2 separate regions of the Mus musculus genome follow, and region 2 is linked to region 1. The links are chromatin loops, found by intact Hi-C in ENCODE. Cell type or tissue: gastrocnemius. All regions are shown on one strand. Each heading gives the region's core, and the rest is flanking DNA. Links, peaks and the distances in the headings are about the cores only. Region 1 overlaps Frmd4a (FERM domain containing 4A). Region 2 has its middle 17 kb from the start of Sephs1.

What was found. Peaks named below come from ENCODE experiments on the same cell type or tissue, not always from the same donor. Only the 100,000 strongest peaks of a DNase experiment are listed, where the experiment ranks them.
Region 2: a loop joins it to region 1, with 2.8 times the contacts of the local background. A loop is called at or near these places in 3 of 42 quality-filtered maps.

What each region holds. Positions count from the first base shown.
Region 1 is chr2:4,308,542-4,324,050 of GRCm38, forward strand. The region is part of intron 1 of Frmd4a (FERM domain containing 4A); the gene reads left to right. Among named protein-coding and RNA genes, the nearest start is that of Gm23691, 65 kb to the right of the region's middle. In gastrocnemius, for the core only: a CTCF peak has its summit at 8,247 (motif pointing right); a DNase peak (open chromatin) is centred at 8,245; H3K27ac peaks cover 485 bases.
Region 2 is chr2:4,856,572-4,872,080 of GRCm38, forward strand. No RefSeq gene overlaps it. Among named protein-coding and RNA genes, the nearest start is that of Sephs1, 17 kb to the right of the region's middle. In gastrocnemius, for the core only: a CTCF peak has its summit at 8,161 (motif pointing left); a DNase peak (open chromatin) is centred at 8,136.

The sequences.
Region 1 (15,509 bases), core at 3,545-11,544:
ACAAAATACCTGACCAAAAACAGCTTAACTGTGATCCTTCCACTGGATCACAGTTGAGGGAACTGAAGTCCATCGTGATGAGAAGGTATGGTGGTAAGGGTGTGAGGTGGCCAGTCACATTGTGTCAGTACAGGAGAGAGAGGCTAAAGCCACTACTCAGTTTGCATGTCTAGAGGTGTGTCTCCTAGGTGACTCTATAGCCCGACAAGTTGATGATCAAGAAGATCAAGACTAATCATTGAAGAAGTCTTGATACACCGATGACTTGAGATGGTCCACAGAGAAAGAATTTATACCCATGAATTGGCAAATATGCAAGTCGGAGCTTTTGTTCTCTCAGAACTGGTACATCCTTGTCAGGTGCTGAAAGATCACAGGACTATGGGATGTTTCCTAAAGAATGAGTGTGGATGGATACAAAGGCATGCCAGCAGATAAAGACTTGCAAAGTTTGGGGACCAATACTATGAGGGTAAACTAGAGAAAAAGGAAAACAGCAAGGAGCAAAAAGTGACATAGAAATAGAATTAAAGAGAAAATTTGACCATTCTATATAAACTGAAAATGACTCTTTCTCAGAGACATGTGATATAGACTACTATCTGAGAGGTGGTACCATAATATACTTATCAGGAAAGAGCAGTCAGTGGTGTGCTGGGAAGGGGAAATAGAGCAGGTATAAGAGGGAGACTCTAGAGACAAGCTTCACTTTCCCTAAGGGCAATCCTAAACAGAGTAACTAGAGACCATGGTGGAGTCTAAAGGGATCAAGTTATAACAATTAAGATGGTGAAGCATCTTTTCCCTATGGCACCACAGAAGCACGTCACAATGGATGATATTCTTATTTGAAGGGATTATATATATACATATACATATACATATACATATACATATACATATACATATAACATATATAGTCAATGTACAGGCACCTGTCCATGTGTGTAGAGGCCAGAGGTCAATATCAGGTGTCTTCCTCAATGACTCTCAACCTTATTTTTAGAGATAGGTTATCTCACTGAACCTACTGCTCATTGATTCAGCTAGACTGGCTGGGCAGCAACTCCAGAGATTCTCATGTGTTTTCCTCCCCAGTGCTGTGAGTAAACTTGTTACTGCTTTTGTTTTTCTTTTTAAGTTGGGTTCTAGAGAACTTGAGCAGAAGTCTTCATGCTTGTGCAGCAAGCAGTTTTTCATCTGAGCTGTATCCCCAGCTGACAGAGATCAATTTTAAACAGTACCCCCCACACACACCTTAAACCAGGTATCCAAGCTTATTCACCATCCTCTGTGTTGCTTTCAAAATATAGTCAAAGAAAAGATGGAGGAAGATTTGAGCATCCTGTGTTGGTCACCGGTGTCAAGCCACCATCCCTCCCTCATGGCTTAGTATCCTTGATATCTAGCCTTCTGTTTGGTTTTGGGTTTGCCTATGAGAAAATAGTTTTTAAAATGCTGCGACATAATCATTGTGTCAGGGCTTCAAAACCCAGCTGAATCCCATAATATATTTAGAAAGTATAATTTACAGCCAAACCACTGATATAATGTCCAAAATGAGTGAGTCCTAGTTTGAACTCTGAATTTGGGCATTTAGACATACTCTATAAAGGAAAATGGATGTGAACCAAATGGGGTATGGGGAGAGTCTGGTCTTTAGTATGAAAGTCTGTGCTGCTAGACCTTTATGGACCTTGTAGAGGAAAATCTTCCTCTTCTCTACCCAGTGATCTGAGGGAAAGGCATGGCCAATGTTCCATATACAGATCTCACTCATAAGAAGTTTCCTCTTGGGGATGGTGAAGGTCTCTATTACAGCACACATAGTTCCCCTCCCCTCAAGCTCTCTTAAATTTTTCTTTATGGCACCTCAAGTTCAAGTCAGTTAAAGGTAAGTTTTTAAAGTCAGACAGTGATGGGAGTCCCACCCCAACTTGAGCTGGGACTTGTGAATTGGACCATTGCACACTCGTTGCACACCCATTGCATACTCATTGTGTACCCACTGCACACCCATTGCACACCTGTTGCATACTTGTGTATACTCATTGCACACTCCATTATGTACCCATTGCACATCCATTGCACACCCTGGGTCTAAGTCTAGCTGAGTCACAAGAGCTCCCATATGTTTCACACTGCTGCCTTGCAGGGACAGGTTCATCTACATAGGAGTACTTGGTTCTGACTGACTACTGACCCAATATGCTATGATTTAGATGTTGTACTACTGGGTACTGGAGATCTGAACTCAGGTCTCTGTGCTTACAATGCAAACACTTTACCTATTGGGCCATCTCCCAACCTCATCCTTTATTTCCATTGCCATCTCTCTACTTGTACTCTGTATTCCTCCTTATCCCGTATTGGGCCACCATTTCCCCAAAGCATCCTTTTTCTTTTCATCACATGGTGGCAGGATACGTAAGAAAAACATAGTTAATTTTCTTCACAAAGGACCTTGAAGGATAAGAAAGCTCTGTGAGACCCACTCATCTGAATGGGCTGTTAACAAGTTTATTTCACCTTGAATTGTATCCACGAGGCCCAGTATTTCATCTTCTTTCTCGGGGATGGCCTCTGTTTGTGTCACTCATTCTGTAAAATCGGACCCTACACAGGCATTACAGAATCAAGCATCTGTTGCTGTGGTGTAGAGTAGTAAGGAAGAACCATACAGCGATCGAGGCAGCTGCCTTCCAACTTTGTCACAGGGATACTGATCCTGTCTTCCTATTTTTAAGCTTTTCAAAAAGAAATCTTGTGTGCTTTTCCAAAAATGAGTGTGTTTATGGGAGTGGTGTGTGTGCATGTTTGTATGGGTCTCTGCACATGTGCATGTGGATACATGTGTGTGCATGTGGAGGTTAGAGGTCAAAATCAGGTGTCTTCCTTGATGGCTCCCACCTTACTCTTTTGAGACAAGGTCTCTCTCACAGAACTTACAGTTCACCTATTAGGCCACACTGTCTGGCTTGTAAGTGCTAAGACTGCTTTCTCTGCCTCCACAGTGCTGCCTGGGACTAGCAATACACACCACCACACCTGGCTTTTTATTTGGGATCCAAACTCAGGACCTCGAGTTTGCATGGCAAGGAATTTGCTAGCTAATCCGTGTCCTTGGCTCCTGCACAGTTTTACATTTTATGTGCATGGTGTTTTACTCCTGTGTATATCTGTGTACCATGTGTGTACAGGGCCCACAACATCCACATCCCCCAGAACTGGAGTTGCAGGCGGTTCTGACCACCATGTGGGTTCTGGGACTTGGACTTAGGTCATCTTGAAGAGCAGCCAGTGCTCTTAACCACTAGGCCATTTCACCAGCCTAGTTCTGCTACACTTTTTAAAAGGCAGGACTTTAAACTGGTCTAGGCTGGTCTGGAACTCATTCAGTACATGGTGGCATAACCACTCACACCTCAGCCAACTCAGTTCTGGGATTATAAATATATACCACCATGCCTAATGCATTTAAGGTGACTCCTTTTTTTAATTTCCCTTTTCTTTTTTCTTTTTTCCTAGTCTTGGGGATGGAATCTGGGGCTTTGCATATACTAGGCAAGGCTAGTACTTGCATATGCTATAGCTAAGGCTCTACTCCTTAGCTACATCTCCAGGACTAATTTTCTTGTATTTGTGAACAGTGTATGCATATATGCAGGAGAATGAAAGCAAAAGAAAGATCTGATATGTACCATCTTCTATTGCAGTAAAGCATAGCCATGGCTCATAAGATGCCCACTTTCTGCACAAGAAAAGCAATACCAACTCACCCTCGGTGTCTGTGCACTCCTCCTTCCTCCCACTTTTGGCACTCATTATAAAGGAGAGATCTCAGTGCAAATAAAGCAGTTTGCAAATAGTATTTTGGGTCTTCCACTGGAATCATATCATCTTACTGCTAAGTTGGAATAATATTAACTGTATCAAAATTCTTTTGACAAGTCCAATGCAAATTTTAAAATACATTTACATAAATGGAATCATGTCCTTCAGCGACAGGGAGTGGAAAGGCTGCAGAGAGCATAGCATTTGAACCATCAAGAGGATGAACACTCAAGCAGCTGAACATGAACACACCATTACTGCCTGGGTACCACCAGCCACATCCTTCTTTTGTTTGGGGCAGGGGTTCCTCCACTGTCTCAGAGAGGAGGCTATTACAATCATTCCATCCAATAAAATGATCACCCCACCACCTAGCAGTGGTGTAGCTTAGATGTACAAGCCAGAAGTATACAGGGTGCCACAACCCCAGAGGCTGGCCACAACCAAGCTGACATTGTTAATGGTCCAGGTAGTTGACGACAGCAACCAAACAGAAACTTCTTTCTACGTCATCTGGTTCCTGCTAGATGCAGTGGAATTCTTGGGATCAGCCAAGTCCTTGAGCAAGGACTATTAACACCTCCTTTGGCTGATGACAGCATTGGCTGTAACTACCAGAACTCTTCATCTTACCACGGTGTCAAAGAGGAATGATGTTCTCACTGAGTACGAGGACAAGCCAGGCTGCTCAGTGGCCCATTGAATCTCTGCCCCTGTTTGTCAGACTCATACCCAGGACTGAGGCTGATCCCTTTAATTTTAATCTCAGTACATCCACACTTCTGCCTGGTCCCAGATAAAGCAACTGGGAATTGACCACCTTCCAGCAGTAGACCTCATAGCTTGCTGGGGACATCTGATACCTGAGAGAAGCCCATCAAGGACAGTGTCAGCCATTCATTATCCTAATGACTTTACACTGGATCCTTGGGAAATTATACAATAAATGTCTGGGCTATATTTTCTCAGTTCCCTGCTGAATTTTTTTTTGCATTAAGATTTAATTTATTTTTATTGGGGGCTGATAGGTAATGCCCTTTTGAAGATGTGGAACAACAAATCCTGGGTGTGGGTGGACGCCGTTGACAGACCACAAGCAAAGGCCCTGATCTCTCAAGCAAACCTCACAGACAGACTAAGCCATGAATCTTGTAGCTGCTGCTGAAAAACCTGAGACTAAGGCACGCAGGTGACAATCAGGAACTGAGGGAAAGGAGCAGGTTCAGGGTTAGAGGAGGAGGGCAGTCTGGAGAGTCCATGTGAGCTACTGGGAGGACTGCAGGAACTCTGGAATAGCCTGAGCTAAGGGAAGGAAGCAGGTAGCTAAGTAAGATATGCCCTGCTCAGAAAGCCAGCAGGAAGGGGGCTGGGAAGACAACTCAGTCGGAAAGTAAGCATGAGGAGCTAGGGTTGATCCCAACACGCATGGAAGGCCCTCATCATCACAGAATGGGGGAGGCAGACACCCAGATCCCTGGGACTCCCCGGCCAAACAGTGTAGCCTAATCAGTAGGCTCCAGGGCCCAGTGAGAGACCCTGTCACAACACAGACACACACACAAACCACCACAATATACAGTTCCCGAGGAATAACACTCTGGATTCTACACATTGTACATACACATGTATGCGCACACACACACTCACTCACACACACATACTCACTTACATACACACACACACACACACACACACACACACACACACACACCCCTGAAATCTTTCCAGTTGACCACTAAAGGTAATGTTCTTTGTATCATTTTCTGTTCCCTCTCATACTCCATCTTTTTAGAAAATAATAATAAGGATGTAACTCTGTGTGCTTATTATTTTTACCTTTGCTGACAGAAAATCGGAGGCTTAATTGAGACCTCAGCACCGGAATGCCTTTTCACACTTAAGTCATACATTCAACTCGCTTGTCCCTCTGCCTTACACGATCCTTTCTTCCTGTTTAACTCTTGGGTTTGTAGACATAGCTACATGCATTTAATTGCTACTCCCTCTATGCTGTGTGGAATCATAGTGCTTTTGCTTCTCCCTGTGTGTTGTTTCTATTGGGCACGTTGGCACAATGAAAACACAGATCATTGAGGGCAGAGTCGGCGGGGGGAGGGGGGCCAGGTAGAACAAAATCTACCACTCTACAACTTCCTTTTTTTGGCAGAAGGAATTGTCTCAGCAGGTGTGTTGAAATGCCCCAGGGTAAGCTGAGACATGGGAATACCACAGCCTGAACAAGGCAGTACTTCTTCTTCCCAGGATGGCATGAATTCGTTTGAAATGTTAAGCCCTGACAGTACAAAGCCATTGTGCCTCACCCCATTGTATAATTGAGGGACTTGGAGTCTCAGCATACCCTGAAATGAAGGGGTTCTCAAGGGAAGCACAGAGATTACGCTGTAGGTGGGGTCCCCATTGGAACAGTGGCACATTGTCACAATGCGTCTCTCAGCATATTATGCACAAAAATCACTTCCCTGGGCAAAGCTTGCTGCCTCGGAGTGTGAGCTAGGGCCAAGAACCAATAGAAAGCTGCGTTTACAGAGTAGGAAGGTTGCTGTGTACAGTAGTGCTTTCGGGGGAAGCTGCTCGTTCCATTAGACGTGCTTGCCCCTTCACCACCAGAGAACCCACCTCAGTATCTCTTCCAGAGGAGCAGGGAACCATTGGCTTTACACCCCTCCAGATACACACCTTGGCTTAATGTCCAAGAACCACCCATTACTGGAACCTAGTATATTATCTTAGTTTTCGTGAGGTGGGGGTTGGGGAGCGGGGAGGTAGGGACAAAATGCAGAAGGCTAAGATGCTTCCACCACAATCAGGGTTACTCAGACAGGAGAAACAACACAGACCTGAGAGGTGATGCTATCACCTGGCAGTGTCTGAGAGCCCCAGACCTGGAGATGTGAGTTGTCACTGTCCTGGCATGTGTCTACCATGCCTAGCTATCCCGATACCCAGTCCCCATATTTGCACTTCCTGCAGAAAGTGCAGGAAGCAAGACAGGGCTCCCTGATGATTATCATGTGGCCAAGACACTGGCCAGGGATGGACACAGAGCAAACTTCCTGACTTCCACTGGAAGGGCCTCACTGCATGAACCAGAATCAAGGACCAAATATTGAGTTATACATTTCCTCTTCTGCTTCTCTCATGCACTCCCCAGACTTGGCCCCTGGGGGCGAGTAAGAAGGAAGATTCCGTCACTGGGCATCTGGGAAGCACAGTAAGGGTGTCCCCTTAGAGTAGGTACAATACCACCCCAATGGCTTGTCACTCACTGTGTCCCTGTCTCCCTCACCTCCTTCTGACCCATATACCTTCAGACTGATTCTGTCTCATGCCTTCAAGAACATGGCCAGCAGTAAATTCATGCACAAAGAAAATTATGAAGGGTAATTTTCCAGGGTTACATGGGCCAGCCTCGAGTTCAAGTCCAGACAATCTGAATCCAGAGAGCTCCCCAGAAGGGATCTGGGGTGAGTTGACACTGGAATGTCCCTTGATGCTGAAGCTACTGAGAAAGTATCCTTCATAGAGGAGTGGACCGCAAGAGTAAGCAGATCTTCAAATTACAGTGGCAATGCAGCCTAAAGATGTAGGCCTACAGTCCCGTCTACTCTAGAGGCTGAGGCAGGAGGATCACCTGGGTTAGAATCAGTGCAAGGCTAGCCTGGGCAACTTAGTGAGAGTCTGCCTCCACATTTAAAAGGCAGACAGAGGGCTGGGGAGGTGGCTCAGTGGCTGAGCACTTGCGTCGTGTGCATGAGGCCCTGTGTTCGTTCAGTCCCAGCAACATATACACATGCATAGAGTTTAATTTATGATAAACATGGATGTTTTCATGTATCTCGTGGTTGTCGAGCTAAAACCCCAATGTAACATAACTGCTGTCCTGTGTTCTCTCTATGATATTCACTGTGGGGCCACTTCCATTTCTCGGTCTCTTTATTTTATATTTTCTATATATTAAGGGCCTTCCTTCCCTGTTTGTTTTCTTACCCATCCCCCCATATCTGTTCCTGGAATCTGAACTTGAACTCTTTGTTTCATATGTCTGATTGGTTGGCCCTATTTACTTAGGTATTTGTGTGTTCACATATTTATTTATTACTGGGGATGCAAATCTAATTTTGATGCTGAGGTGTGGGTCACTGATAGAACGTTTGTCTAGCATGCTTGAGTCCATGTGTTCTATCACCTGCATGACTCAAGGGAAGGGAGGGAGGGAGGAGTGGAGGGAAGGAGGGAGAGAGGGGAGATGAAGGAGGAAGGGCCTATGGGGCCCGTAACACCCCCAGAGCAGAGGGAGAGAGGGGAGATGAAGGAGGAAGGACCTATGGGGCCCGTAACACCCCCAGAGCAGCAGAGTACTGGAAGAACTGGTGGAGATGGATATGCCACTAGGGGGCAGAAAAGACTCAGACCCCTGCCCCCTGTGCTTGTGAGATCTATCTCTACTAAAGTTACTTGGGGGTGGGGGCAGAGATTGTCATAGCTAAAAGCAAAGTTTCTGAAAGTCATTACCCTAGGCTGCTATGGTAAGCAGTGTTTTCTATGTATGAAGGAGTCACTTGGGATCTTGTCAAACACAGATTTCTCACAGGTTCCCAAGTAGGCTGGGGATTACAGACGATGCTTTAAAGTGGTCAAGGTCTCAAATATCACACATAAATCATTGTTCTCTCTCTCTCTCTCTCTTTCTCTCTCTCTCTCTCTCTCTCTCTCTCTCCATCAACTATCAATAATTATCTTTACTATGACTAGCTTATATGACCATTCAGGATGAGATCAGTAGCAACTGTGTAACTCACCCCATGACAAATAAAATCCACGATGCTGGTTGGTGGTCATAGGTAACCAGAAGGGACTCAGCACACTGAGGTGGCCCTTTCTGAAATGCATTACTTCCTTGGATACTGTGGACACTTAAGAGTGTTCCCTCCCTCTCTAGTGCCCACCAAGGTCTAGGAGACATTCCTATGAGCCAAAGTAGGAGGGAACCATACAGACCTAAACCATCTAAAGCCCAGAAAACTCCGGAATTTTCAAAAGCAATCGTGGATCTTTCCAGATTCTGTCTAATCTTACAGAAGTCCTCAACACAGATTAGAAGCAGACTGTGCTTGCATATATTCATCTCCTCTGTATATTGAACAAATACCAAATAAGTAGGCTTGAGACTACACATTAGCAAGCTGTCACGTTAGCTCCTAACTGCGTGCATGCATGCGTGCTTGTATGCTTGTGTGTATGTGTGAATGTGCATGTGTGCCTCTGTGTGTGTGTACACGTCTTAGCATGTGCACAGAATTCAGATGGACATTGGTTGTTCTGCTTTGTGAGGCTCCCCTTTATTCCCTAAGATGGTCTCTCCCTGAGACTGAAGCTCTCCATTTCAACTGAGCTGGCTGGATTCATGGCTGGCTGAGATTTCGTGGTCTCTGTCCTCCAACTCTCAATTGGAGACACTCAGATCCCCGCTTCTATGCGTGTGCTGGGAATTTGTCTGAACGCAGGTCCTTATGCATACACGGCAAGCACTCTTACCCTCTGAGACATTTCCATAGTCTTTCCATATCATTTTTTTATCCTGTCCCCAATATACTTGTTTTTGTTGCATGGAGAGGAGGGGAAGGGAAGCCCTAAGTGTTTGTTTTGCAGTCACAGATGACAGTAAGTCCTCTTGCTTTAGGGTGTAATTCTTTTTTCCTCTTTCCTTACAGCTGTGACCTAGTTAATTGTAGGTGGGAATCAAACGCCCAAATCATCAGGCTTTTGGCTTGGCTTAGGATCTTGCTGTTAAGTGGTAGGATGTCCTCCTTAATGACAGGAAGTCGGGTCCCCTGATCAGCAACATTTGTGTTCTTTGAGCTCAGAGATAAAGAACTGGGTGTATAAGGCTGTGGTTTCCTTGTGGTCAGGGACAAGAGTCAAGGGATAGATGAGTCTGTGACCCATGGATGAATCACTCCTGCCAAAACAGTTGAAATGTTCATCTCAGTGTTCTGGCCTGGAGTCCTCCAGTCCATGTGGACAAAGGAGAGAATGACTCACTCACTGTCCTTTTATGGCTTCATTGCTAATGTTGAGCATCCTATAGACCAGAATATGATATCATTAAGAAGCCACTTTAGCCGGGCGGTGGTGGCACATGCCTTTAATCTCAGCACTTGGGAGGCAGAGACAGGCAGATTTCTGAGTTCGAGGCCAGCCTGGTCTACAAAGTGAGTTCCAGGACAGCCAGGGCTACACAGAGAAACCCTGTCTCGAAAAACCCCCAAAAAAAGTGAGTGACGACTGTAAAGGCAGGAATGTAACACAAATAAGCCAGGTGTGCTGGCACATGCCTTTAGTTCCAGCACCTAGGAGAGAGGCAGGTATCTGTGAGTTTGAAGCCAGCCTGGTCCACAAAATGAGTTCCAGGACAGCCAGGGCTACACAGAGAAACCCTGTCTCGAAAAAAAGAAGAAGAAGGAAGAGGAAGAAGAAGAAGAAGAAGAAGAAGAAGAAGAAGAAGAAGAAGAAGAAGAAGAAGAAGAAGAAGAAGAAGAAGAGGAGGAGGAGGAGGAGGAGGAGGAGGAGGAGGAGGAGGAGGAGGAGGAGGAGGAGGAGGAGGAGGAGGAGGAGCCTTTAGGGCTGAGGATGTTGAGTGCTCATTTAGCATTCGTGGAGCTGCAGGCTCTGCCTATCCTTGCATGATTTAGTCATGGTGGTATATACATATAATCCAAGTTCATCTTCAGTTACATATAGATTTTGAGGTCGGCCTGGGCTACATGAGATCCTGTCTCAAATAAAAACAAACAAACAAAGGAGGAATTGTTGAATAGTTCAGTTGGTAAAGATTTGTCCTGCAAACATGAGGACCTGAGTTTGGCTCCCAGAGCCTATGTAAAATCAGCTAAGCATGGTGGTATACTCCTATAATCTTATCAATGGTTAGATGGTAGCAGCCAGATCCCTAGGGCTCATGGGCCAGCCAGCTTAGCCTACTTGCATAGCTTCAGGCCAGTAAGAGACTATCACAAAAGACAAGGTGAACAGCCCCTGGGGTATTTCCTGAAGGACAAATCTTGAGGTTTTTTTTTTTCCTCTGGCCTACACACACACTTTAATATGCACCTGCACACACATGAACATACATTCATACACACAAGTAGAAAAGAAACAAGAACTCTAGAATCCTAGCAAGAATCTATTGAGTCACATATGAGAAAGTTCAGAGTCGTTTTAGCAGTTTCCAGGCAACTCTGAGTGTCCCCATGGCTGGCAGAAAACTTCAACACCATGAGTGAGAGGAACTCATGTAACATACAGTGACCTTGAGATCTATTGGACAGTGATTCTCTTCCTCAGCTCTATAATAGAAACCCTAAGGTGCCTATAAGGAATCCCGAGTCCTTCCCCATGACAGTAACGTCAGAATCCCCAGGGATGGGTTCAAGTAGAAAGCTTCTAGGTGGTTCTGATGCACAGCTAGAGCCATCCACCAAGAGGCCATGGGAAAGGCAGATCATGCTCGGCTGACTTGAGCAGGCAACAATAGCCGACTCTACAGCTTTGAAGTCACTGCCTTAAGGTATGCTGGAAACCCTCGTGGCTTTGGATAACTCGTAGTTTCTTTCCTACATCTGGGTCAAGTCAATGGGCTTTGGTGTGCTTCCTGCTCTTCAACATGGTGCAGTCTGCTGGAGCCACAGACTCTGTCCCTTGTCTACTCTAGACCGCTCATCTCTACTCCCTGAAGCCCACCTGTGTTTAAAGTTATTTTGATGGAGCTACAGCCTGAAGCAGCCTGTAACATCTAACTCTAAAAACTGTTGTAGGCTGCTGGGATGTGCTGTCTTGACCATCCAACTTGACCTTGAGCAGAACCAGCCCACAGGAACATGGCCTCCGTCACAGTGAACAGAATGGCCAGTCCTAAGACTTCTTTAGACCTGTCTATCACCAGTGGCTAATTTATGAGAAGTGCAGTTCTAGCTATGGGACAGTGAGGCACTGATTCTGCCTTATTAAGAGACATTTGCTGACGGTACTTAGTTCTTAAGTACCCCAGCAGTCTCCAAATCAGAAACTGTTGCCTGTGGTACTTCCTTTAGGGAAAATAGCTGACATCCTGTCCAATTCCTTTCTGCTTCTGTGGAACTTTGAATCCAATTGCTCCACACAAAGACATTTTTTAAAGGAAAACACATCAATCTTCTGTATGTTTTACAGCTAATCAAGCAAGGCTGAATGTACTGCTGTTCGTATAGATGACCACATGCTCTCGTGGAGTGACTGAGCAGAAGTAGTGACATTTTCTTGTGAATTGAAGACCATTCCGTCTCTTTTTATTCTTACATATCTGATCGTTTCCCCAATGGCAGAGTTGCCTCAGTTTCAGGGAAGATGATCTTTGATTTATTTACCCCAAGTGAAGGGAAAAGACCTCTTGGGAATTCAGGGATATGTCAGGCCTTAGATTAAGTAAATGTTTCACTTATAGAATCCCTGTGTCCTGTGTCAGACATTGGCAAGACATGGGAGAGGTGCAGAAAGAGGAAGTTCCAGATGACCAATAAAAGGTAGAGGCAGGAGGCAGGGCCTTACTTCCCTCTCACCTACTTCCACCCACAGGTCCTAGGTGTCACACTAGGAACTTGACCCCTACACTAATCCAGTGAGTGAGAAGTCCCCTAGTGTAGGCAGAAACATCAAAGTCTGACCTGTTTGACGCTCCTTTAAGTCTTGTATTCCCCCACGTCTGTGTGTGTGTGTGTGTGTGTGTGTGTGTGTGTGTGTGTGTGTGTGTGTGTTCATGTGGAAGCCAGAGAACAACCTCTGCTGGTGTGCCTCAAGTGTCATCCACCTTTAATTTGGAGATAGGGCCTCTCATTGGCTCTTTTCATCCTTCCTCCCTGGTACTAGGATTATCAGCATGTATCTCACATGTGTCTTGGTGTGGGCTCTGAAGATCAAACCCAAGTCATCCTGCTTGCAAGGAATATACTTTACAAACAGAGAGATCTTCCTGTCCCTGAAAGGTGGATTCCAGTCTGGTCCCCAAACCATGGTGGTCCCCTCTCATCCTCTTCTGGTTTGTTTATTAGTGTACACCACCATGACCCACTGTGTGCAATTTTAGTGTGCTTTCTGTTGGTTCTACTTTCTTTTCTTCCAGATTCATTGTTCAAAATACTTTGATCAACTACTTTGAACTCATTAACCTTGACCTTTGAATCATAAACGTCTGTGCCACTGCCCCAATGTCTCCCATTTGTCTAGCAATCCAGCCCCAAGGTAACTAGTTCTTCCTTTCTTTTTTTTTTTTTTTCCCATTTTTTATTAGGTATTTAGCTCATTTACATTTCCAATGCTATACCAAAAGTCCCCCATATCCACCCACCCCCACTCCCCTGCCCACCCACTCCCCCTTTTTGGCCCTGGTGTTCCCCTGTGCTGGGGCATATAAAGTTTGCAAGTCCAATGGGCCTCTCTTTCCAGTGATGGCCGACTAGGCCATCTTTTGATATATATGCAGCTAGAGTCAAGAGCTCCGGGGTACTGGTTAGTTCATAATGTTGTTCCACCTATAGGGTTGCAGATCCCTTTAGCTCCTTGGCTACTTTCTCTAGCTCCTCCATTGGGAGCCCTATGATCCATCCATTAGCTGACTGTGAGCATCCACTTCTGTGTTTGCTAGGCCCCGGCATAGTCTCACAAGAGACAGCTACATCTGGGTCCTTTCAATAAAATCTTGCTAGTGTATGCAATGGTGTCAGCGTTTGGGTGCTGATTATGGGGTGGATCCCTGGATATAGCAGTCTCTACATGGTCCATCCTTTCATCTCAGCTCTAAACTTTGTCTCTGTAACTCCTTCCATGGGTGTTTTGTTCCCAAATCTAAGGAAGGGCATAGTGTCCACACTTCAGTCTTCATTCTTCTTGAGTTTCATGTGTTTAGCAAATTATATCTTATATCTTGGGTATCCTAGGTTTGGGGCTAATATCCACTTATCAGTGAGTACATATTGTGTGAGTTTCTTTGTGAATGTGTTACCTCACTCAGGATGATGCCCTCCAGGTCCATCCATTTGGCTAGGAATTTCATAAATTCATTCTTTTTAATAGCTGAGTAGTACTCCATTGTGTAGATGTACCACATTTTCTGTATCCATTCCTCTGTTGAGGGGCATCTAGGTTCTTTCCAGCTTCTGGCTATTATAAATAAGGCTGCTATGAACATAGTGGAGCATGTGTCCTTCTTACCAGTTGGGGCATCTTCTGGATATATGCCCAGGAGAGGTATTGCTGGATCCTCCGGTAGTACTATGTCCAATTTTCTGAGGAACCTCCAGACTGATTTCCAGAGTGGTTGTACAAGCCTGCACTCCCACCAACAATGGAGGAGTGTTCCTCTTTCTCCACATCCACGCCAGCATCTGCTGTCACCTGAATTTTTGATCTTAGCCATTCTGACTGGTGTGAGGTGGAATCTCAGGGTTGTTTTGATTTGCATTTCCCTGATGATTAAGGATGTTGAACATTTTTTCAGGTGCTTCTCTGCCATTCGGTATTCCTCAGGTGAGAATTCTTTGTTCAGTTCTGAGCCCCATTTTTTAATGGGGTTATTTGATTTTCTGAAGTCCACCTTCTTGAGTTCTTTATATATGTTGGATATTAGTCCCCTATCTGATTTAGGATAGGTAAAGATCCTTTCCCAATCTGTTGGTGGTCTTTTTGTCTTATTGACGGTGTCTTTTGCCTTGCAGAAACTTTGGAGTTTCATTAGGTCCCATTTGTCAATTCTCGATCTTACAGCACAAGCCATTGCTGTTCTGTTCAGGAATTTTTCCCCTGTGCCCATATCTTCAAGGCTTTTCCCCACTTTCTCCTCTATAAGTTTCAGTGTCTCTGGTTTTATGTGAAGTTCCTTGATCCACTTAGATTTGACCTTAGTACAAGGAGATAAGTATGGATCGATTTGCATTCTTCTACACGATAATAACCAGTTGTGCCAGCACCAATTGTTGAAAATGCTGTCTTTCTTCCACTGGATGGTTTTAGCTCCCTTGTCGAAGATCAAGTGACCATAGGTGTGTGGGTTCATTTCTGGGTCTTCAATTCTATTCCATTGGTCTACTTGTCTGTCTCTATACCAGTACCATGCAGTTTTTATCACAATTGCTCTGTAGTAAAGCTTTAGGTCTGGCATGGTGATTCCGCCAGAAGTTCTTTTATCCTTGAGAAGACTTTTTGCTATCCTAGGTTTTTTGTTATTCCAGACAAATTTGCAAATTGCTCCTTCCAATTCGTTGAAGAATTGAGTTGGAATTTTGATGGGGATTGCATTGAATCTGTAGATTGCTTTTGGCAAGATAGCCATTTTTACAATGTTGATCCTGCCAATCCATGAGCATGGGAGATCTTTCCATCTTCTGAGATCTTCCTTAATTTCTTTCTTCAGAGATTTGAAGTTTTTATCATACAGATCTTTCACCTCCTTAGTTAGAGTCACGCCAAGATATTTTATATTATTTGTGACTATTGAGAAGGGTGTTGTTTCCCTAATTTCTTTCTCAGCCTGTTTATTCTTTGTATAGAGAAAGGCCATTGACTTGTTTGAGTTTATTTTATATCCAGCTACTTCACCGAAGCTGTTTATCAGGTTTAGGAGTTCT
Region 2 (15,509 bases), core at 3,335-11,334, 550 kb after region 1:
TTTCTAAATTAAACATAGTATCCATCACTGTATAGGCATGACTGTCTACTCTGAGTGATTTCCTCAAGGCACATGAAAATGAAGCCTAAACACAAATGCTTATCAACTGAAGGATGACCACAACGTTCTCCAAGTGAAAGGGGTAAAGTCTTTCTCCCAGGGCAACCCGGATGAGTCTGGAAAGGCGTACACCATTGAGAGAAGCAGCCACACAGGCCTCCTATAGTGATGGCTTTTATCGGATAGAACAAATATCTAGAGACAGAAAGTAGGTGAGTAGTTGCCAGGGGCTGAGGGGAAGAGGAACGAGGAGTGACTAATGACAGACACAGCTTCTCTCAGCAGTGACAAAGAATGTTCTGGAATTGTACAGCCCTGGGAATGTACTAAAAACACTTAATATATACTTTACATGGATAGATTTTATTATCTATGCAATGCATCTAAAACAAAAATCCTAAAGTAAAGCTAATTTGACCAACTTCTCTCATGTGTGTGTGCATGCGTGTGTGTGTGTGTGATGCATGCATGTATATACACATGTGCCTGCCTTACGTGTGCACATGCAAAGGTTAGAGGTCCCCTTTGGGTGTATTCTTCAATTGCTCTCTACCTTATTTTATTGAGACAGGGCCTTTCCTTGAACCTGCCGCTCACTGTTTTAACTAGACTAGGCAGTCAGTGAGCCTCCACGGTCTCCACATTCCCCCCACCTTCTCTTCAGTCCTGGGATCACAGACACATGCTGCCACGCCCAGCATTTCCATGGGTGCTAGGCAACCAAATTTAGTTCCTTATATTTGCAGAGCAAGCAGTGAGCAACAAGCCATCTCTCCAGCCCCAGTAACCAGATGCTTTTCCGAGGGCAAATGCTAACCAGAGCAGACTTGAGAATGAAGAGCAAGAGGTCAGAGGAAGCCAGGTTCAAGGTACAGACAGTCCCAGACAGGAGGGGTGAGGCTACTTGGCCCACACCAATCGCCTTCCCTGCCTACCTACTCTCTTTGTGCAGAAAGCAACAAAAGACATCAATCATTTTCGGCCTTAAAAGTTGCTGCAGCACCAAAGACCAGACAAGGGACTTGGAAAATGTCAACCAGCAAAATACATATGTATTTTTTTTTTCTTATAGCTAAAAACAGGAAAAGATAAGAGAAATGCTGGCCAAACGATGACTGAAAGCTTGTGGCTCCCACTGGGCCACTGGGTCTATACAGCAGTCTGAAGACGCCTGCTATGCGCTGCTGTGTATGATGATATAACCCATCTGCCCTCCGAGAGCAGCCATCGGATGGGTAGCTGCTGAGTTGCATGGACAGCCTTGGGAGAGGTAACCTGGGAACTCCGTGCTCTCGCAGCACCCTCAGGACATTTACTGCCTTAGACCGGGCGTCTTTGCACCTGACTGAAACCATAACAAAAAGAGATGGTGGGTCAGGAGTCTGAGAGGCAGATTTGACTTTTAAATTCTTAGCAGATTTGGGGTCAAGAGGAGTTCTTGGCAGGGACAAGGAAAACACACTTTTGAGTGAGTTTGGCAGCAGCTTGGACATTCTGGAAACACCGAGCTCACTGATGGTCCCTCATCCTCTCCAATGGAGGGCAACAGTCAGCCCGGCTGAGAGCACCGTCCTCTGGCTCAGGCAAAATGACTCAGCACTGCAGATGGACCATATTGATTAATACACAGGGCTATAAAACGATTTTACAGAAGCGTAAGGAATTCTGTCAGAGCTAGTCAGGAGGAAAAGAATGTTTCAAGTGCGCCCGGAGCATGACATCTGTATGTGCAGTCTTGGGGGAGGGGCGGGGAAAGCTAGTCCAGCGATGAGACACGGGTAGGGAAGCCTGGAGGCAGGCCCTGCATGGAGATCAGATGTAGACACAGTGGGGTGTCTGGATGCCAGAAACTGGGCTGACACCAAGACCTAAAATTGTCTCCAGTTACGGGTAAGACAAATCATCTGTGGTCTTTTTAAGATGGGTTCAAGGGCTGGTGAGGTGGCTCAGAGGGTAGAGTTCGCTTGCCACCAAGTCTGATCAGCTAAGTTTAATCCTCAAAACCCACACAGTGAAAGGAGAGAGCCGCCCCCACAGTTATCCTCTGACCTCCACAGAGGAGGGGGATATTAATATGCAGACACATGTATGAGTGCATTGCATACCATGTGAGTGCACACATATACACACGTACACACTATCATCAAAACCAATTTAAAGTCAGGCTCAGCATGCTGGCAAAGGTGTCTGGCCCTCGGGCTTCAGGCCATCTGTGGCCCAGGAGAGTCCATCAGGCCAGTGTCATAGAAATGTCAGCTCTCAGAATCCACGGGCAGCCAGTTGCTCGCCCTGGGATTTAAAGTGTGGCCAAGGACAACTCTTCCAGGACTCATGTGGCTAAAAGGCTGGATACTCCTGCCTTGCCCTCCAGACACAGAAGCAATAGCAGAGCTGGAGTCCAGAGCAAATGGTGGACATAATACAGCTATCACCTCCTGACACCCCACAAGTATCTGTCCTCATCTCTGCCTAGGACTGAGAGAAATTCATAAAGTGCCATTGTACAGGACTATACTCTAAGCCAAAGAACTGCCACCATTCTCAGTCATCCTGCTGACCCTTGTAAAAGATCATCTCAGCTGGGCCTTCAGGCTGTGAGCCTTCCATCACCCCTCCATAAGGAGGGTCAGAGGACCCTCACCTGAGTATCCACCCTCCCAACCAGTTGTATACAATTCTGCCCTAATTAACGTGGTCTTGGTGGAGAGGCCAGAGGCTGTGTGGTATGTGAAGGGTACAGGATGAGAGCTGCCGTCCATGCTGGGTAGAGACCTTCCAGTGTTTCTGCCTTAAGGCCACCCACGTTCCTGCCCATAACCCTTCACCCACTGCCCTGTACGTAGCCCTGATAAACTCCTGGTTCCCCTGCGTGAACTGTGCTGGAACCGAGCCTCCGTTTGTTGCTGGGAGCTTAGGAGGGGCAGATACTGTTGATATCTCTCCCAGAGAAGTCGTTTTAATAGCAGTGGTCATTAACTTGGAGCTAATTCTTCTTTAATAGACGGCACTTTTTAAATGTCTTAATGCATTTAAAGTGCTGCGTGTGTGTGTGCATTCATGCATGTGAGAGAGAGAGAGAGAGAGAGAGAGAGAGAGAGAGAGAGAGAGAGAGAGAGGAATGCGGGGAGACCAGAAGGGCGCTCTTCCTCTATTACTCTCCACCTTATACCTTTTGAGGCAGTGTCCTCCCATCAATGGTGCTGGCATTTCAGATAGGCTAGCAGCCCGCACCACAGTGTCCTTTCTGTCCCCAACAACATTGGGGTTAGCAGGACACACAGGACCATACCCACGTGTCACTGGGGTTCTAAAATCCACACTCAGGTCTTCATGCTCGCACCCCTCTCTCCTGCCCACTGAGCTCATTTTTTATACCTTTGTATACTTTTGGTATCGAATTCTAACTTAACCTTGCCGTCACATCAGCCTTGCCCAGGGCACCCTCTCCCACTTCTGACCTTCTGTCTGTGTTGGCTAGTTTTATTGTCACTGTGACAAATACCTGACAAACAGCTCAGGGGAAGAAAGCTTTCCTCTGCACAGTTGCAAAGGTTTCCATCCGCCCTGGTGTAAAGGGCGTGGCTGAGCAGCTCACATCATGGTGGGGCAGCAGTAGGAAGGAGCCAGGGGACAGCAGTCCCTGAAAGGACACACGCCCATTTTCCCTAGTCACATCTACCATCCTCAGAGCCACCACTTCCCAACAGTAAATTCCAAATGTGAATCTATGCTGGAGGGGTGAGGGGTAAGGCGGAAGTGGGTGGGTGGGTGGGGGAGCACCTTCTTAGAGGCAAAGGGGAGGAGGGATGGGATGGGGGTGCAGAAGGGAAACCAGGAAGGGGGACAACATTTGAAATGTAAATAAAATAACCCTTTTTTTAAATTGAATCTATATACAATGATTAAGTCAGAACCCTACTGATCTAGTCAGCTCTGGTTGCAGGACACTCAGCGGTGGCATAGGAACCTCCTTTGTACTTCTCAGTCCTATCAAATCGCCTGTTGTTTTAGTCAGGGTCACTGTTGCTGTGATGGAACATACCCAGAAAGCAAGTTGTGGAGGAAAGGGTTTATTTGGCTTACATTTCCACATCACAGTGCATCATCGCAGAAAGCCAGGACAGGAACCCAAACAGGGCAGGAACCTGGAGGCAGGGGGCTCATGCAGAGTCCATGGGGGTACTGTTTACTGGCTTGCTCAGCCTGCTTTCTTATAGAACCCAGGACCGGCAGCCCAGGGGTGGCACCCCCCACCATGCATGGGCTGAGCTCTCCCATCAGTCCCTACTTAAGAAAATGCCTACAGGCCAATCTCATGGAAACATTTTCTCCTCTCTCTGATGACTTTAGCTAGTGTCCAGTTGCTATAAAACTCTCCAGCACACCTGCCAAAATTGACCATCTTGAGTCGAGAAGGGGGACAGAGTTGGGGGTGCAGGGGGATGACTCAGCTGTTAACAGTGTGTACTGCTCTTGTAAGGGCCCAAGTTCAGTCCAGTCCCCAACACCCACACTGGGCAACTCACAACCATCTCTGCATCTGCCTCCGGGGGATCTGACACCCTCTCCTGTCCACACACACACACACACACACACACACACACACACACACACATACATAATTAAAACTAAAGAGAGCTGGATCCGTGTCTGAGTGTGATACTTGTTGCTCTTGCAGGGGACACGGCACCCTACATAGCAGCTCACAACCATCCATCCCTCCAGTTCCAGGGGACCCAATGCTCTCTTCTGACCCCTGAGGGTACCTGGCATGGCATGTCACACACAGACAGTAAAACAAATAAATCTAAAAATCAGGATTTTGTAAGATAAACCATTTTACTGCACTTTAGGGACAGTATGCTTCCTAGTATTTTCTATGCAACTCTCGGGTAACTTTTTAGGTTAGGTCTGGGGTTGTGGATTCTCTGATCTCACGATGTCCAATAGAGTAGCCACTAGATAGGTGGCTACTAAATTCTTAAAAGGTGGTCAGTCCTAACTGTGACATACTCTGTGGTGGTTTGAATGAAAATGGCCCCTATCCCCTCATCTATTTAATTTATTTTCCCAGTTGGTGGACTGTTTAGAAAGGATTAGGAGGTGTGGCCTTGTTGGAGGAGGTGTGGCCTTGTTGGAGGAGGTGCGGCCTTGTTGGAGGAGGTGTGGCCTTGTTGGAGGAGGTGTGTCACTGGGGTGGACTTTGAGGTTTCCAAAGTCCCATGCCAGGCCCATCTATCCCTTTCCTCTGCTTCCTGTGATTGGATCAGATGTGGGCTCTCAGCTACTGCTCCAGCGTCATCCCTGCCTGCCGCCTTGCTCGGGCCACGGTGGTCATGGACTCACCTCTGAAACTACGGTAGGCAAGCCAACAGTTAAATGCTTTCTCTCATAAGTTGCCTTGATCATGGTGTCTTCCCAGCGATAGAAAAGTAACTAAAGCAAACCCTGAGTAAAAGCCACGTTTCAGAAATATTAATGAGCTCTTACATTTTTGGTTGCGTGTTGAAATGACGTTATTTAGTATTTATGGGTGTAAATAAAACAGTGTTAAACTCAATATCATTTGTGTCTTTTCAACAAGGCTACCAGACAATTGAAAGTTGCAACTGTAGCTCTAATTCTGTTTCCTTTAGTTAGAGATTTGATTTTCTTTAAACAAAGTTGCTGAGTTTGTAAGGTGCTTATGGACATTATAAATCTCCTGAATGGAGACATGACAGGATTTACAAGTGTATGTGACCACGATGTCATAATATCTCGTTCTAGTTATCTATTTTTTTCCCCTCACGAGCTCCAAAAACATCAGCGTTTACATCTTCTTAATCTCAAAGTCTCCTGTGGGGAAGGTCAGCTGTTTCAGACTTGGCCTTCCCCGAAAAAATTACATTTACTGAAACAAAGTAGCTTGCTATTCCATTGACTTTAACTTGGTTACAAGACTTGGGATGTAGCTCAGTTGGTAGACTGGAGCCAGCATGCAAGAAGCCCTGGGTTCAATTCCCAGCACTGAGCCTGCTCTTGCATGGTGTGGTGGTTTGAACCATAAGCTCCTATCTTTGAATGCTTGGTCACAGGGGGCTACTTAAAAGGATTGGGAGGTGTGACCTTGTTGGGAGAAGTGTCTCAATGGAGGTGGGCTTTGGGGTTTCAAATGCTCAAGCCAGGCCCAGTCTCTCTCTCTCTCTCTCTCTCTCTCTCTCTCTCTCTCTCTCGCTCACTCTCTCTCTCTCTGATCTGGATATAGAAATCTTAGCTACATGCTGCTATGCTTCCTGCCATGACATAACAAAGTAAACCTCTGAGTGTAAGCCAGCCCTAGTTTAATGCTTTCCTTTATACGAATTTCCACGGTCATGGAATCCCTTTACAGCAACCGCACAGTGACTATGGCACATGCCTATAATTGCTATAGGAGTAGTGATGGGGGATCAGAAGTTTGAGGCTAGCCTTGGCTACCGTGACCTTGAGGGATCAGAAGTTTGAGGCCAGCCTTGGCTACCGTGACCTTGAGACTAGGAAGGGGTTCGATGGCAGAGCGCTTGCCTGGCGTTTGTGGCCTTGATTTAGTCACTGACGCTGCAAAAGAGCGCACTCAAGACCCGCAGAAGCATTTTCCATCCAGGGGCTCAGTACAGCAACTCAACAACGCCAAAGAACAGCATATGTGATCATCCCCCTGCGTCCTGTAGAACTGTAGACTCTGAGATTTGGAAGGTACCTGCTCTACTACCTAAAGTCATAGTTAGGGCCACCCATCTAACCACCAATCAGACACCAAATAGTCACTGTGTTCCGGTGTCCGCTCTGTGCCAGGCACACATTTCATATCAACCAAAGAGCTCAGTGCGTCGGTTCTACCACCTCCACTCCAACGCTTTGGTGCACAGATGACGCACAGGTCACGAAGTGTAAGGGAGAGGCTGCCATGCTTCCTTAGAATGCTGGGATTTTTTTTTTCCTGGAATGTGGAGAGATTGGCAAAGCCATCAAACAGCACATTCCTCTTCAGCAGATAGAAATAGATGGTGATTGCACCAAATAACGGCAACAGTATGCTAACAGTATCATACAAGTCTTTCATTTTAGAGTAGTAAGATCATAATACAGACACACAAGCTGAGCCTGCTGCGCAGGTCTATGACCTGGGTACTCTAGAGGCTAGGGTGGGTAAGGTCCAAGTTCAAGGCCTGCTTGGGCTACAGAATGAGTCTGAGGCTAGACTACACAATTTGAAAGAGGACTGGGAATATAGACCAGCATGCTTGAGGCCCTAGGTTCAATCTTCAGTACTGTAAACAAATCAGAATTTCCCAGAAACCCTTGCTCTTCTGTGTTTCTGTACCAGCGTGAAGTTTGCCGTATTTCTTTTCCATGTGTTTCTCTGTATCTGGCATTCCACAAGGCATGCCTTCCTAGCTTGTGATTTTATCTCTTCTGTGTGTCCACATACTAGGCTTTCTCTCGACAAGAATGGGAACAAGACCAGCTCAGAAAAAGTGCTGAGCTTTTCAGATTTCACGGTCAAGGCCAAGTCAGAGCGCAGCCACCCAATGGCACTGCATGCAGCCAGCCACGGCTTCCAACAGCAATGCCTGGACACCCTCTATGTTTGATGTCTTGAAGGTGTTCAGGTTTTAACACCACACATACACACACACTCAGACACACACACACACCACACAAACACATACTCAGACATACATACACACTCACAGACACACAGAAACACACTCATGTACACACCACACAGACACACAGACACACTCACGTACACACCACACAGACACACAGAAACACACACACACTCAGACACACACACACACCACACAAACACATACTCAGATACACACACACACACACAGACACACACACACACTCATGTACACACCACACAGACACACACACACACAGACACACACACACTCATGTACACCACACACACACACACACACACACACAATTGCAGTTTATGGGGGCGGGGGCTGGGGGGAGAGTGCACAGAACTGAGGAGCTACTGCTCCAACCTTCCAGGCAAATCCTAACTCAGTACACTGTGTTATCCTGCCATCTGCTGGCCAAAGTGAGAATTGCGCCAAACACACTGGAAGGAAAATTGTAATTCAGAGCTCAGCTTGATTAATAAATAATACAAAGACTCTCTCTAAGGAGAAGCAGGTAAATCTCTTTGAAATACATCAGCAGTCCCCAGAGCGAAAATCACCCCTCCAAGTGTCACAAATGACAAGCAAACGCGTATAACAACCAAGTCTCAAATTCCACGGGATGTTATCTGTAGGAGACCCTGAAAGGCGGTGACTGCCTTAGTTCTCTGCAGCGTATGAACACGTCAAGTCACCTCTGAAGTAACCTTGCAGTAGTGATGACCCTTGGCCAGGGCACCACTCCTCGAACTCTTAGTGTTGTTTATAACTTCACTGTTGCCCCCGTGTCTTGCAGGTATGGGTGTAGATAGATGTATGTGTGTGTGCTGTCATGTGTGTGTGCCTGCATGTAGAGCCCAGAAGTCATCTTCAGGTGTTGTTCCACACTGTCCACCTAATTTTTTTTTGAGACAGACTCTCTCACTCTCACCCAGAGCCTGCCAGGTTCTGTAGGCTGGCTGTCCAGTGAGGCCCAGGCATCCATGCCAGTACTGGGATTTCAAACTCTGCCCACCATGCCCTTCCTTCTTATATAGATCCTGTAACCCCACTCATGTGCCCTGGGGAAGGAAGAGTGCCCGGTGTCCACACTGTCCTTTCATGCTGACCGTTTATGAGATTATCCATCCTCCGGGGCTGCTGCTTTCTGTGAACGCGATCCAGCTTCCTCCCTGCACTGCCTCACTAACAGAACTGTCTCCAGACCACACCAAGTCTAGACTGTGACAGCTGCTGTCATCCTGGATATAGCTTCATGCTTCACTCATTCCGGCCACCCGAGGACAAAACACCACATCCTCCGCATTCTGAACAATGCATTTTTATAGCCTCACATTAGAAAATATGCTGTGTGTTATTAAAGGGATCATCTTGATTAAGATGCTTGCATAAGAGGTCCACAGCCTACAAGGACCTAGATAAACAGCTGGGATACATGACAGAGGGAGACAGATAGATGGCAGTTTCCAGAAGTTGGCCAGGCTCTGCAGTGGCTTCTGGTGTCTGAGGCTAATTTAAAGCGATAAGTGAGAGAGCGATACACGTGGATGGGGCAGTAGAGCTGTGGTGCTGGGTTGCTGTCCCAGACAAACGAACAAAAAATAAGATAGAATAATAACCCATAAGCCTCAGACACAGGCAAGCACATCCCCTGTGAGCCAGGAGACACTCTGCTTTTCCTGAACCTTATATAATCACGGGGAGGGCAGAGAGAGAAGCCATGTCTTCAGGGACTTTAAAAGCCAAGCTAAGGAAACTGGAGAGAGAGCACAATAAATTGCATGCTCTGCACACCTATAAGGTATGGATTTGGTCCTCAAACCCACATGAAAATGATGGGCATTGGGGGCCTCCACCCTCTCAGAGGAGAAGCGAAGGAGGGATGGGAGAAGGATTGTGAGATGGGGTGACCAGAAGGATTGGCAGTGAGTGGGATGTAAAATGAATGAATAAAAATAATGATAATAAAAAGATTATGGCACAAATAAACTTGCTTCTGGATTTAATGGGAAAAGGAACTGATAGTCTTGGTGGCGCATACTAGGAAGCCCAGCACCCGGAACAGAAATAGACAGATCTCTGCAGCTTGATGGATGGACAACCCATCGAACCCAATTAGTGAGCCCCAGGCCCGGGAGAGACCCTGCCTCAAAGGAGGAGGAGGAGGCCATCTGTAAGGGTGACTCTCAAGGCTGTGCTCTGGCCTCCCCATGAATGCGCATACATACAACATGCACATACCCGCATGTGAGCACACACAAAGACACACCACAAACACTAAATAGTTGTTTTGCTTAAGCAGAGATTCTGAACTTTTTTAACAATCCAGAACATCTCACACCTCCCCACACACTTTAGGAATTGGGCTGTATCCCACTTTGCCTTGGATGCTAAGTACCTCTGAGAAAGGCTGGTCACTGGGTGTTATATAAAATGCTGCCCAGGGCAGACAGCTTGAGGAGTGCCCACAAAGGCTGCCAAAGAGACCTGGGCTTCCAAGAAGAAACAACCAGATCCCATCCAAACTGGAGCTCCGAACACCACAGGGCAACTAATACCACAGCTAGGGCTATCCCTATGGCCCTGCTGAAAGAGCCACATATAAAAATCTAAAGAGAATTTCATTTGTGACCTCTGCAGCAACCTTTGGTGGGATACTCAGCTCCTTGAGTTGGGTGCGGGAGGAGGTAGCCTCACATAAGAACAGAGATCTCCTGGCTGTACCCCAAAGCACCCCCAGCACTGATCCCTTGACTGTACCCCAAAACACCACAGCACTGATGGCTCCCCCTCCAGTGTCAGTCAACAGACAAGGTTCAGTAGGACCCCAAATGTGCTTCCCCACCAAATTCCAGGGCTGAGGACCAGATATAGACAGTTTAAGGACTGGCTTTTGTTTGTTTGTTTGGTTGGTTGGTTGGTTGGTTTTGGTTTTTGGTTTTTTTGAGACAGGGTGTTCTGGAACTTGCTTGGTAAACCAGGATAGCCTTGAACTCATAGAGATCCTCCTGCCTCTGCTTCCCAAGTGCTGGGATTAAAGGTAGGTACTGTCTGTCAAGGGACTGGCCTTTTAATGTCGGGGCAGGAGAATGTACCATAAGGCTAAGGCTAGTATAGTTTGGATAGTTAAGTACAAATGCTAAAGACTTAGTTCCCAGTATGTGGCTCCAGTGGATGGGAGTGGAACATTAGGAGATGGGTCTGACTGTAACATACCCGGAGTGTCCTCAAAGAAGACCCTGCAACCCCTCCCCCACTCTCCCTACCTTCTCCTTTTCTCTTCTCCTCTTCTCTTTCCACTCTCCGTCTCTCATTCCCAGATGACGTGAGTTAGACAGCTTTGCTCACTGTGCTCCCGTAACGATGGCTAAAGCAACCAGACCAAGCAAACAGGGGTGGAAACAAAAACCCCATGTAATCACCCTTAAGGCGATTGATTGTTCCAGGTAGCTTTTTATGAGGAGAGAAAGAAGACATCAAAAGTCCCGGACAGTTTTATTTACAATAGTATCTAGCATCCAACACAAAAAGTCCTCCAAAGAATATCTAGGTAAAACTTGCTCAGAAACACTGTACGAGAAGCCTTAGGGAGATGACAGCTCAGCCCATGAAGGACTTGCTTCACATGAGGACCCGAGTTCAAGCCCCAGAACCCACATTAAAAACAACAACAGAAACTAAGAACCAGTAAGTAGCCCAGCACAGGGAGGGTGAAAACAGGTGGGTCCCTGGGGCTCACTGGCTAGTCAGTACAGTTGCCAACAAAGTCCACCAGTGAAAAACCACATGTCACAAACAAGAGGGTCAGTCCCTGAGGAATGATGGCAGAGATTAACCTCTGACCTCCTGCATGCGCACCTGTACACATATACGCATCTACGTGGCACACACACACATACACAATAGTAGCAGATACCATGTGACAGAGACAGAGTTAAAATCAAAACGTAGGCAGCTCCTTTCTGAAGGCCCCAGGGAAGAATCCATATCTCGCAGCCCAGAAGCCTTGCCCTTCCTTGCGTAAGAGGCCAGCGATAGCGAACCCCCCATACTCCATTTCTCTGTGTTCCTTCCTTCTTTCTTCCTTTCTTTTCCCTTTTTCTCTTTTGAGACGAGGCCTGTCTCAGCCTCCTAAGTGCAGATTCTAGGCAGAACCCTTCTTGATGGGATTTTATTTCTAATTCTTATGTATATTACACACTCTTTTGTGTGTGCATCCACCCAGCAAAGCTGCTCCTGGGTGAGGCTATGGACAGCTTGCTGTTTCCCAGACAGCATCGAGGTATACAGAGTGAGTTCGACTGCACATCGAGGGGAAGTAATCTCCAATGAGAGAACTCCAAGCTCTTGCCAGCATAGCTCCAGGGTCAGTGACAGAAATGGACACCCAGTATCTTCTTCAGGCCTCTGAAGGTACAGGCCTGGTACACACAGGCTACACACTCATATACACATGTATAAGCCAAAAACTAAGAGAACATCTGAGAGAGAGAGGGAGAGAGAGAAGGAGAGAGAGAGAGGGAGAGAGAGGCGCCAAGAGGCCAGGATCCCCTTCCTGGAAACCAGACCTCACTCTATTTGGGGGCCAGCAGATTATCCAGCTGGCAATGGAACTTGTCCCTAAACCTGATGACCTGAATTCAGCCACTGGAACCCAGATGGTGGAAGGAGAGGACAGACTCCTGCAAGTTGTCCTCTGGCCTAGGCAGGCTCACCATTGCTAGACAGACAGACAGACAGACAGAATGATAGAAAAATGGACAGCTAGATGATAGATAGATGATAGATAGATAGATAGATAGATAGATAGATAGATAGATAGATAGAAACTGAGAGATAGATAATGAATCTCACTAAGCTTTCAATAGTTGCCAATGTGCTAAATGTAAAATAGGCATCTTATTTTAATTTGAATTCTTCTGGATTATGATAAGATTGAAAATCTTCTTTTTTTGTTTTTTTTGTTTTTTTTTTTTTTTTTTGGTTTTTGGGTTTTGGTTTTTTTGAGACAGGGTTTCTCTGTGTAGCCCTGGCTGTCCTGGAACTCACTCTGTAGACCAGGCTGGCCTCGAACTCAGAAATCCACCTGCCTCTGCCTCCCAAGTGCTAGGATTACAGGCGTGTGCCACCACTGCCCAGTGAAAATCTTCTCATCATGCAATCCATTCAGTTGTCCTCTTCTGTTACTCCCTACTTATATTTTCACTATTCGTTTCCAAGTCTTTTTTTTTTTCTTTGTAGAGTTTCTCACATATATTCTGGAGAACGTTTCTCTGCTGATTGACTCTTCCACAGCAGAGCGAAAGCACACGCACCCACAGAGTCTGTGGCTTGTCTTTTCATGTGGATTGAATATCTTTTTTATCAGGCAGAAGCTTTACTAGTATTGTTAAAATTATTAATATTTCCCTTTCTGGTTTGGGCTTTTCATATTTTCTTTAATGAGGCACGGTGACATGCATTTCTGGTCCCAAAAAGCAAGAGGCCAGGGCAGGTGGATATTGAGTTTGAGGCTAAGCTAAGCAACATAGCACGGCTTGAAAGGAGAGACGTTTCTCTGTTGTAGTGTGAAGGAGAAGAGGGAGAAAGAGGAAAGAAGGAAAGGAGTGAGGGAGGGAGGAAAAGGGAGGAAGGAAGAAGCAGGAAAGAAGGAAGGAAGAGAAGAAAGGAGAGGAAAAAAGAAGGGGAATGGAAAAAAGGACAGGCCCACGTCTCCTTCCCTTAGGTCATAGCTCCACTTTTAAAAGCATAAAGACAAACTTCTCTTCTGAAGTTTCTAATCTCCCAGAAACTAGCACTAGCATTAGAGAGTTCAGGAGCATCCACACAAAGAGCATCGCCTTCTTACATGTATACATTTGCCTGTACTGTTTTACCTGTGCTGACACATAATTACGTACATTTATGGTGGATAGATGCTGACTAGATACATGTATTCATTGTGTAACCACCAAATTGGGTAATTAGTATTTCTTTGTGCTGGGAACTTGCAAGGTTTACGCCTTGCTTTGAGATACATAGTAAATCATTGTGCCTCACAGCACAGTGTGGTAGAGAACTCTAGAAGCTAGTCTTCCCACCTAACTCTACCTTCCTGTTTGCCATTCAGCTTCTCCTCGCCTTTGGAATCGGATCCTCCTCTCTCCTGTGGGATCCGTGTCCTCCTCTCTCCTGTGGGATCCGTGTGTTAGACTTTAGATGAGTAAGCACAAACAGCACTTGTCTTTCTGTGCCTGCCTTACTTCACTCAACAACCTTCATTCTCTCCATCTTGAAGCAGATGCCATCACTGGACTCTCAGCTGGGGTGCAATGTGCATAAGATTTCACTGTGTGTCTGAAGGCCACTTTTCTTTATCCATTCATCTGATAAGTAATAAATGCACCAGTGTTAGCATTTTCCAGTTTTAAAATTAAAGTTCACACAAGCACGTTGGTGCACACCTGTAAGGCCAGCACACCAGAGGCAGAGGCAGAGGCAGAGGCAGGAAGATCAAAAGCTCAAGGTCAGCCTCAGCTGCATAGTGAGTTCAAAACCAGCCTGCTCTACATGAAACCCGATATCATAAAACTAAATAAGAGACAGAGGAAATGGCTCAGTGGGGAAGGGCACTTGCTGTGTGAGGATAAGGGCTTAAGTTGAGATCCCCAGCACCCTCAGAAAAGCATGGCTTCTTAGGCACCTGCAACCCTGTCACTGTGGCACCTGCAACCCTGTCACTGTAGAGACAGGAAGAGTGGTGGGCTTGATTGTGTGTAAGCCAAGTTCCCAGTTCAGTGAGATACCCTGTCTTAAAGGGATGAGACAGAGTACCAAATGACAACTCTCAAGAGCCTCCTTTGGCAATTGTACATGAGCATGGCACCTCCTGGACACACACACACACACACACACACACACACACATGCGCGCGCGCACGCACTCATGTACATGAGATACATATGTATGTACACCATACATACACACTGCTGTTCTAAGTCTAAATAAATTGTTCACACCCAGCATAGGAAAGGAAGAGCAAGTGATTTCTCAGTGCATAGATCAGAAGTCCTCCAAGCCCAACCATCAAGCAGTCAGAAAAAAACAATCTCCAGGGGATGGTGTGGGTTCTCACCAAGAGTCCATCAACTGAAGACACTATCTCAACCTTCCCAACCGCCACTGAAGCTCTTTACCGACACTCCTTGTCTCATCTACAAAACACGCCTCTGAATTCACACCTCAGTTGTAAGGACCATTTTATATGCCTGGAATGATTGTATAATGTAGACAAGCCTACGTTTTACATCAAAGGCATATAAACATTTTCTTGGATGATAATATTAACTCCTTGAATACTTTTTCAGTTATAATCTGAGAGAATATTTTTCCCTGTATCTTGTTTTGGACATTTTTTTTTTTTTTTTTTTTTTTTTGTGATCACGTTCCGTCCTGCAGGGGTGCTCCTTAAGAAGGGAAGTAAACAACACAAAAGCAGCTTCAGGAAACTGACCAGATTCATTAGGTCCCTCCCTTCCAGGGTATGCAGAGCCCACCTGCACAGACTCTCAGAACTGCCAAGAGTAGATTTCGACCAACTAAGGCACCTGGAAGGACACCTTCCAACCTGTTTAGCTATCTATAGCTGGGCAGTGTGATCTAGGTTTCCCAGTTTATATGACCTGTCACCCATCCTGGAGTGGGCTTTGGTGAGGCAGTTGTCTTTGACCCAATAAAACTTATTGGTTCACCAAGTTGGAATTTGGTGGTATCTGCACTTTGGTCTGCCATGGTTCCCTTATCTGA